Regions from separate parts of the Homo sapiens genome. Here region 2 is linked to region 1. The links are chromatin loops, found by intact Hi-C in ENCODE. Cell type or tissue: heart right ventricle. All regions are shown on one strand. Links, peaks and the distances in the headings refer to the core of each region. The heading gives the core; the rest is flanking DNA.

What was found. A loop is a pair of places that touch in the nucleus more often than their neighbours do. Peaks named below come from ENCODE experiments on the same cell type or tissue, not always from the same donor. Only the 100,000 strongest peaks of a DNase experiment are listed, where the experiment ranks them.
Region 2: it touches region 1 in a loop (3-fold over the local background); 3 of 110 quality-filtered maps call a loop at or near these places.

The regions. Positions count from the first base shown.
Region 1 is chr3:191,033,590-191,036,519 of GRCh38, forward strand. No RefSeq gene overlaps it. Among named protein-coding and RNA genes, the nearest start is that of SNAR-I, 160 kb to the left of the region's middle. In heart right ventricle, for the core only: no CTCF peak of the experiment used is centred there; no DNase peak of the experiment used is centred there.
Region 2 is chr3:190,810,332-190,813,261 of GRCh38, forward strand. No RefSeq gene overlaps it. Among named protein-coding and RNA genes, the nearest start is that of GMNC, 51 kb to the right of the region's middle. In heart right ventricle, for the core only: a CTCF peak has its summit at 1,642 (motif pointing right); no DNase peak of the experiment used is centred there; H3K27ac peaks cover 164 bases.

The DNA.
Region 1 (2,930 bases), core at 248-2,747:
CCTCAAAATTTAGTGGTGAATAATAATCCAGAGAGATTTAAAAATTGGAGGTGTTGTAAACTGGAGACATAATGAAGGAAAGCACTTCCCAGATGTATATCAGAAACTTCACCCTATACAGTGAAAACTGAATTATTAAATTACCAGCATATATATTCATGAAACACTGGGTTCAATTACTCATTGAGATACTACCAGAAGAATGAAACACTTCAACAAATATTTTGATTTTGTCAACACTCCTTTTCCTTTATTTACATAAGGAAAGTCCTTTAAATTTTAATGTTCCCTATTTTAAGTATGAATTAATATATGCCTCTGGGATTCACTTCATATACAATTTCCAGATAATATTTTCATAAAGATGTTAGAGATCATCAAATTACTTTTGGTTATAAGCATGTATTCTAAGCACATTCTATGATACTTGAGTCATTTTTTGTGTAAAGTACTGGACATAGGCTTTAATTCTATGCCAGATAGATTCATTTGATTCAATTTGATACAAAATCTACATGCAATATTTACTGAGCACCTCTTCTGCCTAAGGCTTATCCTGGACTTATACAGCAGTTCCCTCTTCTCTGCAGGGGATCCATTCTAAGACCCCCAATGGATGCCTGAAACCACGAATAGTACCAAATCCCATATACAGTGTGTTTTTTCTTATATATATGCACCTATGACATTTAATTTAATTAATATGAAGCTAATCTGGCACATGTTGCCACCAATGATGATTTCTGTTTGTGTCTCATCCACAAATTTAATGTCTTTCCCATTGGACGTATGCACTTATCACACACTGCGGCCATAACTTTTGCAGTTTAAGGCGCAGCAGCAAAACTAGCATGAATTTCTTTTTTCTTCTTCACAATTTCACAAATAGAAGATTAACTTTTATGTAGATGTTAGCCACCTCAGCATACAACATTTTTTTCTTTCCTTATTAAGTCAAAAACTTTCACCTTTTTCCCTAAAGAAGGCAGTTTCCTGCTTCTGCACAGCATCTCTGACTTGCTAGCAAAACTAATCTTGTGCTTAGGGGCTATTACTACATAAAATAAGGGTTCTTTGAACAAAAGTATTGTAATATTGTGACAGTTCATCTAATAACTGAGGGGCCACTAATTGACTAAAAAGTGGTTCGTGTTTAGTGTGGATATGCTGGACAAATGAATGATTCACTACCTGGGTGGGACAAAGCAGGATGACATGAGATTTCATCCTGCTACTTAGAATAGCATGGAATTTAAAACTTAAGAGTTGCTTGTTTCTGAAATTTTCTATTTAATATTTTCTCCGCAGTTGACTATGGGTAACTGACACTGAAGGAAGCAAAGCCATGAATAAGGGGCAACTACTGTATACAATTCTCAAGTAGGGGTGATCCCCTGTCTATAATTATCTTCCACTTAAATGAAGGTGAAGCTTAAAGGAATATGATGTAAACTGGACCACCGATATCATAAATGTGTTTTTCATTTGGGCCAGCTATTTTTACTCTCTCCGTTGCTTCACAGGGTCAGAAAAAATGATATTACTCCCTGGCCTATATAGTGGCTAATATCCTTCAGAGTAATGAAGAGCAGTCCTCACCAAATGTGTTAAGAAGTTCTCATTCCAAAAGAAAGAAGTGGATGGCTTAGGCTAGGGTTTGGAGTCAGAGTGCTATGCCAGATCCATATCTGAATGCATTGCCTTATTCTCTGAATGTTTTCCGTCATTCAGAGATACATATATACAATGATACTGTCATTGTATCATTCAAAGTTCATATCTATAAAGAGCCAACTCTTGCCACTTTGTCATTGAATAGAGTGCCTTGAAATCTAAAATTTCTCCCTGCAACTAGTGATGGCCTGATAGATATTTAACAATTTATTCTGTGATGCTGACCTGAGCCCCTGTTAGTAATAGTAGCTAATTTCCGTGGCTTAAATACAATCACTATTTCAATTTGTCACACTGGAGTCACTGAATGCAAAGTTGTAAAGAGATGTGCAGTAGTTCACTGTTATATAGTATGAATTATTTCTAACATAAAGATACAAAAGAGGTAAATAATTTCAAAAGCATTGATAGGAATAAAATGTATTAAAATAACTAAGACACATTTTGAGTACTCATTGCCTCTGTTTCTAAATGTAATTTATTTGATTGTAAATTTATGTAATTTTATTTTCTATACATATATTTTTAAATACAGGGTCTCACTTTGTTGCCCAGGCTAGAGTGTAATGACACAATATAGCTCACTGCCACCTTGAATTCCTAGGCTCAAGTGATCCTTCCTCCTAGACCTGCCAAGTAGCTGGGGCTACAGGCACTGGCTACTACATCTGGCTAGTTTTTTATTTTTTGTATGTGTGGAGATAGATTCTCACCATCTTGCCCAGGCTGGTCTCAAACTCCTGGGCTAAAGCTATCCTTCTGTCTCAGCCTCCCAAAGTGCTGGGATTACATGCCACTGTGCCCAGCCAATACTGTATTTAACAACTGATCTGCAAAATTCTTGAAATGTTATCAGCTCTCATGATCTTGTATGAACTGACACCAGTCTACTGACTACGATCCTATTAAAATGGTTCTCCTGGTATATAGCTCCTCTTTTATATCATGACTCCCACTTTCTTAGTTTTTTGCCATGTTTTATGAAAGTTGACTTGCTTTGAAAAGGCAAGAGGAGAATGAACTTTCTGAGGCTTATCATGGTGTCTACTATGGTAGGAAGAATTCCAAGATAACCTTCAAATAAGTGAAACTCTTAAATAATCCTCTCTGCTTATTGTGGATGGAAACTAAGTAACTTCTAGCAAAGGTGATGCAATGGTCAATCTTGTGACTCTCAGATGCCATCTTAGAAGACTGGAGAGATTCTCCTGCTGGCTTTGAAGAGGTAAGCTGTCATGCTGTAAGAGGGCCTGTGA
Region 2 (2,930 bases), core at 127-2,626, 220 kb before region 1:
TTGCTGCCTAACTACGAGGAGAGTTCCAATTTCTACCTGGGCCCAGACCCCTGATTACTGCTCGATGATCCCCTAGGTTATCTCTTCTTTGACCTCCATGACAACAAACCATTATGTGGGTGGTTAGCATTTGCCTGTCTCTGGACCCTGATGTTAGCCTACTACTCTTTTTCTATTACATGTAACTGGCTGATCTTTCATGTCTGCTTGTCTCCCATGGACATCCAAATAACCATCTCTCTGTTTCACCCCTGGTGGAAAAAACATGAAAATCCATGTTTGTGATCTGTATTTGTAAGTCAGAGAGCAGCTTTGTTACCATCAAATGCTATATTTTTATGATATTGACATCCTATAATCAGAATCATTCTTTGGAGCACAGATCAAAGAGAAAACAGAAAGCCACAACAGTTCCCAGTACTGTAATTACAAAACAAAATAAACAAGCAAAACATATGTTGGGCGTTTCATATATTGGGGTACCTGTTCAGTATCAATGTGATACCATGAGTAAATTTTTGTTGTTTCTATTTTGGTCATCAATTTTCTTATCTATAAAAAAAGACAGTTGCACTCACTGTTCTCCAGAGTCCTTCTGAGCACAACTCACCTAAAACCCCCTTTTTAAAACATCAAACTGTATATTAACAGCTAACCTTAAATGAGAAGATAGTCAGGAAAACCAAGTGTGTAATTGTGGCTTGGAGGATGGGATTAGGAGTTGCCCCAAACTGTCCTGTGCTTCCTGTCTGTATCAGCTTCGGTGAGTGCAGAAAAGACTGACCGTGTCTGTGAACACTCACATAGATGTTTTGACTACTTGGTGGTGAGCACACCTCTTTCAGGTAGGATAGGCTCTTTCTCTGAGTCACTGACCAGCCCTTGTTGACTGTAATCATCAGAGGAATGAGAATATTATCCACGGAAAAAGGGATTATTGTTTTTTTCCGAGGATCACAAAGAGACTTGTAAATAGTCCTTTAATTCCATTTTTCTCAACTCAAGAAGATACCACACTTGTAATTCCTGCCTGCAACACAGCTTGGATTGAATTGTCATGAAAAGTGCCATCTAATTTCAGTAGCTAACCATGACTACTAGTGACACTTGTATGTGTTTAGCCTTTCACTGATGTTTTTACATCTATTATCTCACTTTATCCACAGAATAGCACACCAAGGCAGGTGCAAGAGATATGATCATTTAACCGATAAGGAAACTGAGACTCACAGAAGTAAAAGCACTTGTCTGGGTCGCACAACTAAAATCTGGATTTTCTGACTCCAAATGGTGATTTTTCTTCACAATCTCAAATATGGAGATATTTTATATTCTTCCTGATGTCACAGTGCCATCTGTATTCAGTAGCTATTGACCATATATTGTAAGTTCAGATATTATAGTCTATTACATGCCTCTAATAGTACACGCAAAAGCAAGTATGTCATCATGGCGTTCCTCTTTATAATACAAAGTCACTCAGGTGCATCTCTAATAAACGGGATGGTTTCTTGCGGCGGCTTTTGCTAGAGTTGCCTAATACCACCCAGTCAGGGAAAAGGTACACTGGGCAAGGAGGGCTAACCCTGTGCTTCCACTGGAAACAAGCCTAAATCTTTGTACACGTCCGCTATTGATTCCTAATTATCACCAGGAGATGGCGCTGTGCATTAGTAAACATCCGGCTTACAAAAGTACAGGGTTTCAGGGAAAGAATCACTGGGGAGATGGTAAATGAGACAAATGTTTGTGAGGGAAAAAATATTGAACAGCTGATGCAGGACGAAGGCACATTTGTGGGATTTAGAAGATGGAGTATAAAATTGTGACTTTTTCATGAGGCATGTAAAACAATTATTTTGCTGTTACTTATTAGAATATTGCTGGAGAGTCAAATCAAACAGAAATTGTTCTATTCAACGCAATGGGTAGGTGCTCAGTAATACGGGCGAATGTTTGCACTCTGTTGACATCAACCTAGCTCTAGAAATGTTAAATGATTATCCAGTTATTTCCCAATCCGAGAGTTCTTTCTTCTTTGCCCAAACTGCTTACTCCAAGCTGTGTCAGCTATGAAAGTAACCTTTGTCTCTTACGATGATCCTCCTTGTGCTTATTTTTGTATGTAAAAAATTTTAGGCTCATAGCTTTTTAATGAATTTAAGAAAAAAAAATGTGTTCTTGTTTATGTTACTGTTTCAATGAGAGTGAAGTGTTTTCACATCTTGCAGACTTAGAGCCCCCTCGATTTCATCAAGGTCTTGCAGTCTGAGGGTCTAGCAGTGTTGTAGTTTCAGTTTCAGATATACGTCTAAGATTTTTTATTTTTGAGATCTCATAATCTTGCAGTATTTATTCGTAGGTTATTACTTAAAAGAAAGTCCCAAACAAGTGGCCAAGAAATTTAAAAGAAAGTTAAAATGAGTCTAATTAAAGCTGAAATTAACGAAAATTCTGATAACATCAAAATTTTAGCGTTTTGGTGGCCCAAAGTATTTGGGGGCTGAGCCAAAAAGAAAAGAAACAACTACTTTGATTCCTAGTGATTCCATTCTAAGCCCTGCCAGATGGATTAAAGCCACAACATCTCTACAGACATTTCAAATTCTGCTTGAAGCAACAAACTGATCAGTCCTTTACTCTAGCTAACAGAGGAAAACAGAGGAAAGTGGATCACTTCTTAGAGAAAAAGAAACAAATAAAACTATATATATAAATATATGCAGTATATATATTTTATGCATTATACATATTTTATATATATTCATATATTATATAGTATATATACTATACTACATATATACTGTATGTACTATATACTATTATATATAGCATATATGTAGTATAGTATATATACTACATATACTATATATAATATATAGTATATATAGTATATATACTATATGTGATATATATACTATGTATATATG